Linked DNA regions of Homo sapiens: regions 1 and 3 are each linked to region 2. Evidence: chromatin contacts called from ENCODE Hi-C or POLR2A ChIA-PET data. All regions are on one chromosome and are shown on one strand. Each heading gives the region's core, a stretch centred on a gene start or an enhancer-like site at or near the end of the contact. The rest is flanking DNA. Distances are from core to core; before and after follow the strand shown.

Evidence for each region. Hi-C counts contacts between places; a loop is a spot of excess contacts on that map. ChIA-PET counts read pairs that join two places held with the same protein, here RNA polymerase II (POLR2A). Pooled maps may share reads with other maps.
Region 1: a loop to region 2 is called in a pooled map, with 1.9 times the contacts of the local background. The contact joins the enhancer-like site here to the promoter of RGS2-AS1 in region 2. A Hi-C loop is called at or near these places in 3 of 168 maps with a recorded cell type or tissue (CD14-positive monocyte, endothelial cell of umbilical vein and sigmoid colon), 1 of 37 single-sample maps with no recorded cell type and 1 of 50 pooled maps. POLR2A ChIA-PET finds 5 or more read pairs at or near these places in 3 of 52 experiments (MCF 10A, activated B cell and endothelial cell of umbilical vein).
Region 3: a map of PC-3 shows a loop between it and region 2 (3-fold over the local background). The contact joins the enhancer-like site here to the promoter of RGS2-AS1 in region 2. A Hi-C loop is called at or near these places in 2 of 168 maps with a recorded cell type or tissue (CD14-positive monocyte and PC-3) and 1 of 50 pooled maps.

What each region holds. Positions count from the first base shown.
Region 1 is chr1:192,825,466-192,829,066 of GRCh38, reverse strand. No RefSeq gene overlaps it. Among named protein-coding and RNA genes, the nearest start is that of RGS2, 18 kb to the right of the region's middle. RefSeq lists an enhancer at 1,286-2,485. Within about 2 kb of position 2,171, at least 3 of the 41 ENCODE cell types and tissues checked have a DNase peak (open chromatin) inside an H3K27ac peak, as active enhancers do; they include endothelial cell of umbilical vein, where a contact is called at or near this core.
Region 2 is chr1:192,946,897-192,950,656 of GRCh38, reverse strand. RGS2-AS1 (RSG2 antisense RNA 1) reads left to right here and starts at 2,400. Exons shown (of 3, transcript NR_126003.1): 1 at 2,400-2,554.
Region 3 is chr1:192,859,544-192,863,291 of GRCh38, reverse strand. The region is part of intron 2 of LOC105371668 (a long non-coding RNA gene); the gene reads right to left. Among named protein-coding and RNA genes, the nearest start is that of RGS2, 52 kb to the right of the region's middle. Within about 2 kb of position 1,336, at least 2 of the 41 ENCODE cell types and tissues checked have a DNase peak (open chromatin) inside an H3K27ac peak, as active enhancers do; they include PC-3, where a contact is called at or near this core.

The DNA.
Region 1 (3,601 bases), core at 922-3,421, 120 kb after region 2:
GGTTCCATATGAAATTTAAAGTAGTTTTTTTTAATTCTGTGAAGAAAGTCAATGGTAGCATGATGGGGATACCATTGAATCTATACATTACTTTGGGCATTATGGCCATTTTCATGATATTGATTCTTCCTATCCATGCGCATGGAATATTTTTCCATTTGTTTGTGTCCTGTCTTATTTCCTTGAGCAGTGGTTTGTAGTTCTCCTTGAAGAGGTCCTTCACATCCCTTGTAAGTTGTATTCCTAGGTATTTTATTCTCTTTGTAGCAATTGTGAATGGGAGTTCACTCATGATTTGGCTCTCTGTTTGTCTGTTATTTGTGTATAGGAATGCTTGTGATTTTTGCACACTGATTTTGTATCCTGAGATTTTGCTGAAGTTGCTTGTCAGCTTAAAGAGATTTGGGGCTGAGACAATGGGGTTTTCTAAATATACAATCATGTCATCTGCAAACAGAGACAATTTGACTTCCTTTCTTCCTATTTGAAAACCCTTTATTTCTTTCTCTTTCCTGAGTGACCTGGCCGGAGCTTGCAATACTATGTTGAATAGGAGTGGAGAGAGAGGGCATCCTTGTCTTGTGCTGGTTTTCAAAGGGAATGCTTCCAGTTTTTGCCCATTCAGATATTGGCTGTGGATTTGTCATAAATAGCTCTTATTATTTTGAGATACATTCCATCAATACCTAGTTTTCAGCATGATGTGGTGTTGAATTTTATCGAAGGCCTTTTCTGCATCTATTGAGATAATCATGTGGTTTTTGTCATTGGTTCTGTTTATGTGATGGATTACATTTATTGATTTGTGTATGTTGAACCAGCCTTGCAACCCAGGGATAAAGCCAACTTGATTGTGGTGGATAGGTTTTTGATGTGCTGCTGGATTCGGGTGGCTGTTTTGCTTTTTTAAAAAAAATTATTCACAGAAACTTTAGGAAGCATCGTGAGATACTGCCTCAAGGAGTGCTAGCCAGATGGTCATTTAAAACTGCATTCTTGGCTGCAGTATTTAAATAAGTACATTTATAAAGCCAATTAAAATAATTTTTCTATTTAAAATTGAAAAGAAGTTATCAATACTAATTTGCCTTGATGCCTATTTAAATGCCTAACTCCACTTTGACTTAATTACTGATTTTTCTATTGGAAGTTAATACATAATTTTTAAAGCAATACTTTCTCCTCAAATCTAAAATAATGCTGCCTAGCTTCTATAGAAAAGTATGTTGAGTGACCTGCCTATACCCAAACTTCTTTATCAAAGCATTCCTGATATCAGCACTTACTGTACGTGCCACAGAATTTCCTCTTAACAAGTAATATGGACTTGTATTGACAACTAACTTTATAAATATCTGTGTTTTGTATGCACTGTGCTTATAATATATCTAAAATGTGTTTTGTATTTTATCAAAACTTTGTTTACTTCCATTTTTGTTTTATTGTAATTCAAACCACAAATCTATTTTTATTTAAGCATAGAAATCAAATCATCTACCTTAAAAATCCTCTTTTCTTATCTATCTGGGCTGTGCAGAAGGTGTGCCCTCTGAAACCTGACTGGATCTATTAACTCTTCCATGGTTCTCATCTCACTGATGAAGAGTTCCGGACAGGTTATTCATTCATTACTGTCGTCAGCGGCCTCACTCACAGTATTAGCTGTCAGTTTCACTGCCAAGCTGTCTTTGTCATTGGCTTTAGTAAGACAAACCCAGATTTATCTTTTATGACAGTTCATAGGATGTCCTGTAAACCCTACCCAGATAGGAGGTGTGGAATGTCACCCTTCTTTACAAGTTGTCATACTTGATGCTGGTACCATTTCCTAACTCTTAGTCATTTCCTTTCAATTCCTGGATAATGTTCATTCCATTTCTTGAACTTATCTGGGTAGCTAGTTAACATAAGAAGTTAATTTTTTAAATCATTATTTGCTTTCAAGAAGACTTTGCTATGGAGTAGGGCTACATGGGTTAAAGATTTATGAGATTGCACTCAAGATTTTTATCTTTTTGTATTTTTGAACTCTGGCTAACTAAAGATATTACCATTAGTCACTGGCAGATCACTCTGGAATTTATCTGAATCCATTTTATTTCTAGGGTTATACTCTCCAGACTGTTGCCCCAGGACGTGTTTACCTTGGCCTTTTGAATGTGGGTAAGGAAGTGGAGGAGGGAAATGGCATTTTTGTGACTGGACCTGGAAACTTTGTGTCACTCATTAACATATCTATGAGGTAGCAACATGCATGACATCTGTGCCAGATGGTCTGTGAAATAGAGAAAATGTGCATACATTTTGTTGTCCAAATTCAGATTAGTAGTAGTAGATAAGTAAGAAGATACTAGAAATGTTACAGCCCAAGAAATAACTAGTAATAGTTGTTTTAAATAATCTAAGAATGCTTTTTTTAATTAAAATAGAAATACGCAAACATGAGGTATTTGATAAATCCTAAATATACCATTTTTCTGCAGTATAGACTTATTTGTTCATTTAGTAACATTGATTAGGCATCTGCCATGTGCTTTATACTCTGCTAAACACTGAAAATAAAAGGAAAAAATGAAACATAGTTCATTTCCTCTGAGGAATTCACCATCTAATGAAAGAGTAGATACACATTTAAATGCAAAATGGGTGAATAGTCCCTCTCATGTCCTGGTGTATGAGTTTTCCCTGCTGCTTCACCACTTGCCACCAGGATGACAAACACCTGTATCTCCTGTCAGAGTGGAAGGCATGCCTATGAATATTCTGGGCCATTGAAAGGGGATTTCCAATGTAGTGGAAATTAAGAAGGGGCTATCCTGGGGAATGGAAAGCCCATACCCAAAGTGATGGATGAATGGTTAACTTTACTTCTCAAGTGGGGTGACAGGTGGTGATCTCTGAGTTTTGAGGATGGTTTGTAGGCTTGGGCCACCAAGGCAACAGCCTTGCAAGACAATAAGACAATAGATGGCTCCCTACTCCTCTCCAAGTCATCAATCTAGCTCTAGTTACTCTTCTCCATGTGACCCTCGGGGGGTTAGAGAGGGTACCTGGAAGTTAGAAAGCCAACGTGTGCTCTAAAGAAGGGAGTTGTGCCCATTGCTTCATCTTGGAATATAATTCTTTGCTGCTTCTTTCTGGTCTCAAGCTTTTAATATTTTTCTCTAAAATGGCTCATGGTGGTTCCATGCCATGGACCTTGATGGCTATGTGGTGATTCTCAGAAAATTGTTTGTAAATGCATAAACAAAATTTATGGGATTGCAAAGGAAACCAGTTATACTGAAATATAGTAATCAAACTATTAAAAATGGTAATAGAGAAGACTTCTACTTTTTGGAAGATGGAATAGACATATCTTTCCTTATTTCTCCCACTAATTTCAACTAAAAACCCTGCATATTATGTATGAAACAAATATTAAAAACTCAAGAAAATGTAGAGAGGTAGAAGGACTGGTTGGAGACTTTGGGTCCCAATGAATGATATGGTGGTAAGTTCCTTAGACTGTCTTTTTGCCTTATATTTCTCAGACTTGGAGCCAAAAAACTGGCAATCCACAATAGCCCAGGAAAACAGAAAAAAAAGTCCCCGAAGAAAA
Region 2 (3,760 bases), core at 1,151-3,650:
TTATCCCAAAATACTTTGCCCTAAATTAGAATAAATAAAATAATTAGAATGAATAAAACTTAAAGTAGGTAGTGTGCTCTTTTCATCTAATTCATATTTTTACTATAAACTTGTTATTAAAAGAAATACAAATTGCTAAATGTAAAATGACTGATAATTTAGAAGAAAATTTAAATAATCATGAATTAGACGATGCTTTCCTAATGGCAGAATCCATCCTCAATTATTAATTTGTTTCCACACTTGAATAAATCTAATGTAACCCAGGAGATACTGGAAATGATGTGCTTATTAACCTTAATGGAATTAGTAATTAGAGTGGGTTCCATGGAACAGACTCTGAGATGAAAGACATGCAGACTTATAAGAAAGGGAGGAAGGCAGGATTAAGCAGAGGGAAAAGCTGATCTGCCACGCAATTGCAACTGAAATCTCAGCCCATCCATAGGAGCTCTGGAGCTGGTGTGGCCCTTTAAAGTTCCTAAATTGAGGCAAGGGGCCAGGCCTTTGTACTTCTACATTGACCAGTTACTTAATGCACGCTGACCCAGGGTGGAGAGAGGGACATAAACGTGGGCCAGGAAACTCCCTCAGCTGAGGGCAATTCCTAGGCAGGGACTCAGCTGTGAGCTTTAAGCAGAAAACATTGCTGGGAGCTGGGGGAGTGAATGCCTTAGAGCTTTAGCGCATCACAGCATCCACTACAGGGACTGCCGCTTGAAAGACATATCATGACAGTACTCAAATGCCAGGACTAGTTTCATTTTGGTCTCCAGACGGAAACAGTCTCTTCTGGCCAGAGAACATTTAAATGTTTCCCATTGTCACAACAGACAAGATAACAAAGGAGTCAGATCAAAGAATGCTAATCCTGGTTAGAGGAGGCAATTACTCAAGAGAACAGAGATAAGGAATAAGGTAATTCCAGTGAGAGGAGCACAAAGCATCACATAGGTGCTCCTAGGGTTTACAAGCAAAGAATCATCTGCATAGAACCTTGAAGCAAGATTTTTTTTTTGAGACAGGGTCTTGCTCTGTTGTCCAGGCTAGAGTGCAGTGGTGCAATCATGGCTTACTGCAGCCTCCATTTCTTGGGCTCAGCTGATCCTCCCCTCTAAGCCTTCCAAGTAGCTGGGACTATAGGTGCATGTCACCATGCCTGGCTAGTTTTTTGTAGACACAATTTTTTGTATTTTTTGGGTTTTGTCTCCATTGCCCAGGCTAGGACTGAAGCAAGCCACCCACCTCAACCTCCCAAAGTGTTGGCATCACAGGCATGATCCACCACACTCAGCCTTGAAACCAGATTTAAATATCTCAGCCCAGACAGTGTCTTAACAGAAACAGAACAGCTGAGGCAAAAAAAGAAGATTCTCTTAGCCCAAAGTCAGTGCCCTCATCCAAACTACTTAATTGTGATGACCAGTACCTTGATAAGAGCTGGAATGGATATTACATTATAATTTATTCAATACATCTGTTAAAACAAAGGTGTCAATTTTTGCTTCTCCTTAAAAGTCTTTAGGCTGGCATTTTAGGGTAAAATAGAAGGGTATTATATATCCAATCTCAAGTTGTCTATCTAGCAATTTTTCTCTAAATCAAGTTCTTTTCATCATCTCTAGCTCCACTAACGGGCAAAATTTTTCCTCCTTGCTAGTCCGAAACCCCTGAGAGGTAGCATCTCTGTTCTCATGAGTACCAAAAATGGGAAAATGTGGGACAATTCTCATTTCTCTTTACTGCTCTGCCCCTTTGTTTATCGTATTAATTACACAGAAGACTGCACAGATATATTAGATTTTACTGATTGGTTGGAGGTGGCTGATGAAAATTATAATGTAGGGTGAGAAAAAAAAGCTATTTCTTTTTCTTTTGAGACAGGGTCTCTTGCCCAGGCTGGAGTGCAGTGGCAGTATCTTGGCTTGCAGGAGCCTCAAACTCCCGGGCCCAAGAGATCCTCCCACCTCAGCCTCCCAAATAGCTGGAACTATAGGTGCACCACACCTGGCTAATTTTTGTATTTTTTGTAGAAACAAGGTTTCGCTATGTTGCCCAGGCTGGTCTCGAACTCCTGAGCTCAAATGATACACCCACTTCGGCCTCCCAAAGTGCCAAGATTACAGGCGTGAGCCACCGTGCCTGGCCGAAAGAGCCATTTCTGTGTAATTTTTCTGCATAGTTTAAAATAAAACCATGTAAGAAACTGACTGTCATAGGCAGTTATAGTTCTCCCCAGTCCTTGTTCCTTTAAGTTTAGATCTCTTTGTAAGAATATAAACTTCTAACTCTGCCCATAGCTCCCCATGTACTTTTCAGGTAATTCTATCTTTAGTCATGAAAGTTGATGTTCCCTTAGGATTCACGCTTCTTTTCTCAGCAGTATCTTTAGCCAAATCTGAATTAATCTGTTCAGAATGAACAAGCAGAATAGTCTTTGGATTTGATCCAAATCCCTGAAGCACTTTGGGAATGAGAATGGCTATGCCAGACAGAGAGACCCTGGCGACTTATGATACTGCAGAACACAACAGGCACTTCAGATTGGTCCCAGGTAAGGCTTCTCCACCACTGTGTCACACACTTCTCTTTATTCTTTCACTTGTCTGACAAATAACAGTTGAATCCAATATCTACCCCCAAAGCCCCCTTTTAAGGACAGACTAAACCCGTATGAAAGAAAAAAAATGTTTTCTTACTAGTTCTGTAATTTGCAAAGTCAAATTCTTCTCTTGAGGTGTAATTGATATAATACACAGAGTATTTCATGTCATACTGTCTGCCTCTTCCCAACTTTGAATTGCAGACTTGGGTCCATTAGAAATAAGAAACTGATCATTTACTGAGTTAAGCATTTCCATTTAATCATCATTCCATCTTATATATTTTTCATTTTAGAGTTGGTTCAGTTATATTCAACAAATTCTTTTAAACCCTCATTTAGTCCTCTACGTACTGATATATATATAGATGCCTAAACCAAATGGACCTCATTTCCTTTAAAATTCTGATATCCAAAATAAGCAGCACCAGGTAAGTAACTCCTGTTATGGGATCTTGTCTGGGCATGCTATACTTTATACTAAATCACCTGAAATATTCCTTGGTTCTTAGGAAAACAAGCATCCTAGGTGATTTAGATAATTTAGGGTGCTTATTTGAAAAAAGGTTTGGGGCTTTATTTAATCATTTTATTTATATATTTTTAAATTATTTGAGCATAATAAAATATTAAAAGAGTGTTTTTCCTCCTTTGTTATTTCTGAAGTATTGAATTTATTTGCAGTTAAGTTGAGGGAGAGCAGTGATATTGAGCAGTCAGCTAAAGAAACAAAGCTGTAGAGGTAAGTAGACCAGGTCTTAGAAAACCTTGTCTTTCATGCTAAGAAGTTTAGACATAAAATCAATAGCTTAAGGCAGTGGGAATCCACTGTAGACCTCCCTTTTTTTTTCTTTTTTCCATTGAAGGATTTTTTACAGTAAAGTGACATGACTCTGTTTTTGTTTTAGAAAGATTAGGTTAGTGGCAGTGTAGAAAATAAATTTAAGAAGCATTGATCCATTTGTTCATCTAACAAATATTAAATATTATGAATGTTCTTTTCCCTCAGGGAGCTTAATTTTTTGAGGGAGACAAATGACAACCATTTATATAATAAGTAATTTATTTATACTTGGGAGGATTGCTATGAATGAGGAGTACAGCATTGAATAAGAATGTATAATGAGGAGGCCAGGCGCAGTGTCTCATGCCTGTAAT
Region 3 (3,748 bases), core at 87-2,586, 86 kb after region 2:
TTTATAGATGATAAAACTGGAACACTACAGAGATAAGGAATTTATCCAAAGTCATACACACAATTAGAGCCAGAATTAGCCTGGAATCCAGATTTCCAGATTTCTGGCCTGAAGCTCTTCCTGTTGCCTTCACACTTACATGGGGTCAGTTTTCCCATGGGTTAGTTCTTATCTTTAGCATTTATGAAGTTTCTCTTCTGAGATGTCAAGTTATTTTATATATATATATAATATGTATATTATATATATTTTCTCTCTCTCTCTCTCTCTCTCTCTCTCTCTCTCTCTCTATATATATATATATATATATTTTTTTTTTTTTTTTTTTTTTTTTGAGACAGGGTCTCACTCTATCACCCAGGCTGGAGTGCAATGGCATGATCTTGGCTCACTGCAACCTCTGCCTTCTGGCCTCAAGTGATTCTCCTGCTTCAGCCTCCTAAGCAGCTGGGACTACAGGCACACACCATTACACCTGGCTAATTTTTTGTACTTTTTGTAAAGACAGGGATTTGTCATGTTGCCCAGGCTGGTCTTGAACTCATGAGCTCAGGTGATACACTCGCCTCGGACTCCCAAAGTTCTGGGATTACAGGCGTGAGCCACCATGCCCAGCCTCATTTTATATATTGTTAATAGCAAGATTAGATCAATTCTCTAGAATAATTTGTATTATATCTGTCTGGATGTATTATTTGTAGTCACTTTTGAAAAATGGTGGATTGTTTAGAGGCATTTTATTTTCCTGGAGCATTGGAGATACCTGAAAATAGCCAAATGCAGTAGAAGGAAGCCACACCCAGAAACCTGGATTATAGTTCTGTCTTAATCACTGATCCTGCAGAAGTTGCTTAACGTTATAGCATCTCAGTTTTTCAGCTTGTAGAATAGAGATCATAATATCTACTTAAATCTCTCATATGGTCAGTATGAAGATAAAATAGACTAATGATGATAAAAACATGTTAGACAGGTGTAATATGCTTTATGTCTATAGCAAAGCTAGGGAACTTTTAAAAAGATCATTTAAACTTGTAACATGTTTAGACTGGCCAAATGATAAGCCTATAAAGACATATTTATATTGTTTGCTTTGGGAGTTTCTTAGTTTCTTAGGCTGACTGCTATATCATTGATGACTACAGGTGTGGTGATAAAAATAAACATCCTATTTATTTTGTCATGCAGTTCTGATGAAATACATTGTTGTGAGCTTAAAGAGCAATGACTACTACTAATTAAAATTATGCCAAATTTTATAACATCCTAAGGAAGGTTGGACAGAACTGACTCACTTCCATTGTACACGGTGTTCTCACTTAGCAAACAAGAACACAGTGGACTCCTGAAGCTTGAGACGTGAACGTTTTCTATCAGTTTCAAGGAACTTGTACATTATTTGCACAGCTGTTCTGTCATATCGCTTTTACAGAAGACAGAAATTACTCCAAAGTCTCTCAGTAATAATAATGATAAAAATAATACCTATAATTTCTTGGTCTCCTATTTTATGTCAGTCATTGTGCAAAGGTTTTACATGCATTATTTCTAATTCTCAAAGCAACTCTATAAAAGGTGAGTATTACTATACCTACTTTACTTTATAATATCCCTATCGAAAGAAAGTAAGATACGTTATAATTTGTCAGTTTCCATTTGTATTATGGCAGGTATGCTTGCATTTCTTCTCCTGACTGTTCTCTCAGATAAGCAGATGCAAACATTATTAATTCCAGCTAGCAGATAAACTAAGACAAATGAAGCTAAATAACTTGCTTAAATATCAATAAGACTTCTGACTGGGACTTTAATTTTTTTTTTTTTTTTGAGACGAAGTCTCACTCTTGTTCCCCAGGCTGGAGTGTAATGGCGCCATCTCGGCTCACTGCAACCTCCGCCTCCCGGGTTCAAGAGATTCTCCTGCCTCAGCCTCCTGACTAGCTGAGATTACAGGCGTCTGCCACCATGCCTGGCTAATTTTTGTATTTTTAGTAGAGACGGGTTTTCACCATGTTGGCCAAGCTGGTCTTGGACCCCTGACTTCAGCTGATCCCAGACTCCTGACTTCAGCTGATCCGCCCACCTTGGCCTTCCAAAGTGCTGGGATTACAGGCGTGGGCCACTGCGCCCGGCCGGGACTTTAATTTTTATAGTTTCTCTGTAAGATACTTTTTACTTTTTCATTAGGTCATTGGTTTTCAAATTAATGAATTCAACAGTTATATGCTGGACATGTTTCAGATTGTAGGGAGGAAACAGACATAGCCTCCACCCTAACTGGGTGGAGATGAACTGCAATCAGAGCTCTTTGAGCAGGCCTACCTTTGGGGTTTTGGATGGTGTCATCTTTCACTTTCCTTTCTCCCGCAATGTATTTACACAGATTAACATAGGTTTAAATAGTTAAAATAACTCATCATCACTACCACTTATTGAGCATCTTATTTAAAGTGCTCTGCTTATATTATCTTATTTAATCTCTATGGCACCCTGGTAGAAAGGATGATACTACTTTTTTTTTGCCTGGGAGGAAGAGAAACATGAAGAGGATGAGCTGCAAGATAGCAAGAGGCAGAGGTCAGAGTCAAGCCTAATCTCCATGTTCCAAAGCCAGCCATTCTGTCTCCTACCTCATAGGGCCTCTTAGGTAACAGGCATCAGGTTTTTTTAAAGAGCAACTGGTGAAGCCATCATCTCTCTTACCCTGTAGGCTACAAGGGCAAGGAGAAGTGATGGATGCAGGGAGTTCAGAGAAAGGGGAAAACCTGGGTCCTTTGCCTATTTTAAAAAATATTTATAATAATAAATATTATTTATTACAGGAAAGTTTGTTTTTTGTTTTTGTTTTTGTTTTTCTTTTTTTTAAAGAGTTTAGTAGTAGCAGGCTAGCATTGTGAGCTTTATGAAAGGGGAGATTTGACTTTTGAACCCTCTCCATGAAGCGGCTTAGTTATGGCACTGAGAATTCAAACACCAAACTTGTATTATGTGGCAAACTGGAGACTTGGGAAGACTAAGGGAAATCTTGGGGAAATGATTGGATGAAAAGTTTCAAAGCCCCTAGCTAGGATCATTACTAGTTTTTCAATGTATTTAATACTAAGCTAAGTTCTATATTTGAAAAAGTTTAGCTAGTCTATATGGTGAGATTTCTTTCACATCATTTCTGTTTAATTTCTCATATTTGATCCTAAATGTCCAGCTCTCCTCACAACACCACTCCCTGTAAATGGATCATAGTTCTGCTTGCTGAAGTACAGCTTCTTATCTAGTAGAGCTCCAAATATATGTAATTAATGAGTAAAAGTAAAGATAAGGAATTCCAGTTAGCATGTTGTTGGCATAGTTGTTACTTTTGGCAGGTGTTGATGAATTGTTTTACCTTGTTGATTGTAGACTCACTTTCTAAAGAAGAAAACAGTGCTTAATCAATCATATTCTATTACATGTACAATGCTACTTCTCTGCTTTATATCTTGAAAAACAGATGTCAGTTTCTTATTTCTAGCAGGCAGCCCAACTTCTTGATACACTGATTTAAATTACCTATTAATCAGTTTTTGATTCCTAATTTTTCCACCTCAACAATAACGCAATAGATAGTACTTTGTTTTAAAGTCTGTTAGAATACCAGATGGATGTTTTATTTTTAAGTACCGAAAGAATGTAATAAAATAAAATGTAAATTATATAACCAACAATTGATAAAAATCAGGTAAAGGGATAATCTTACTCTAACTGTATCTTT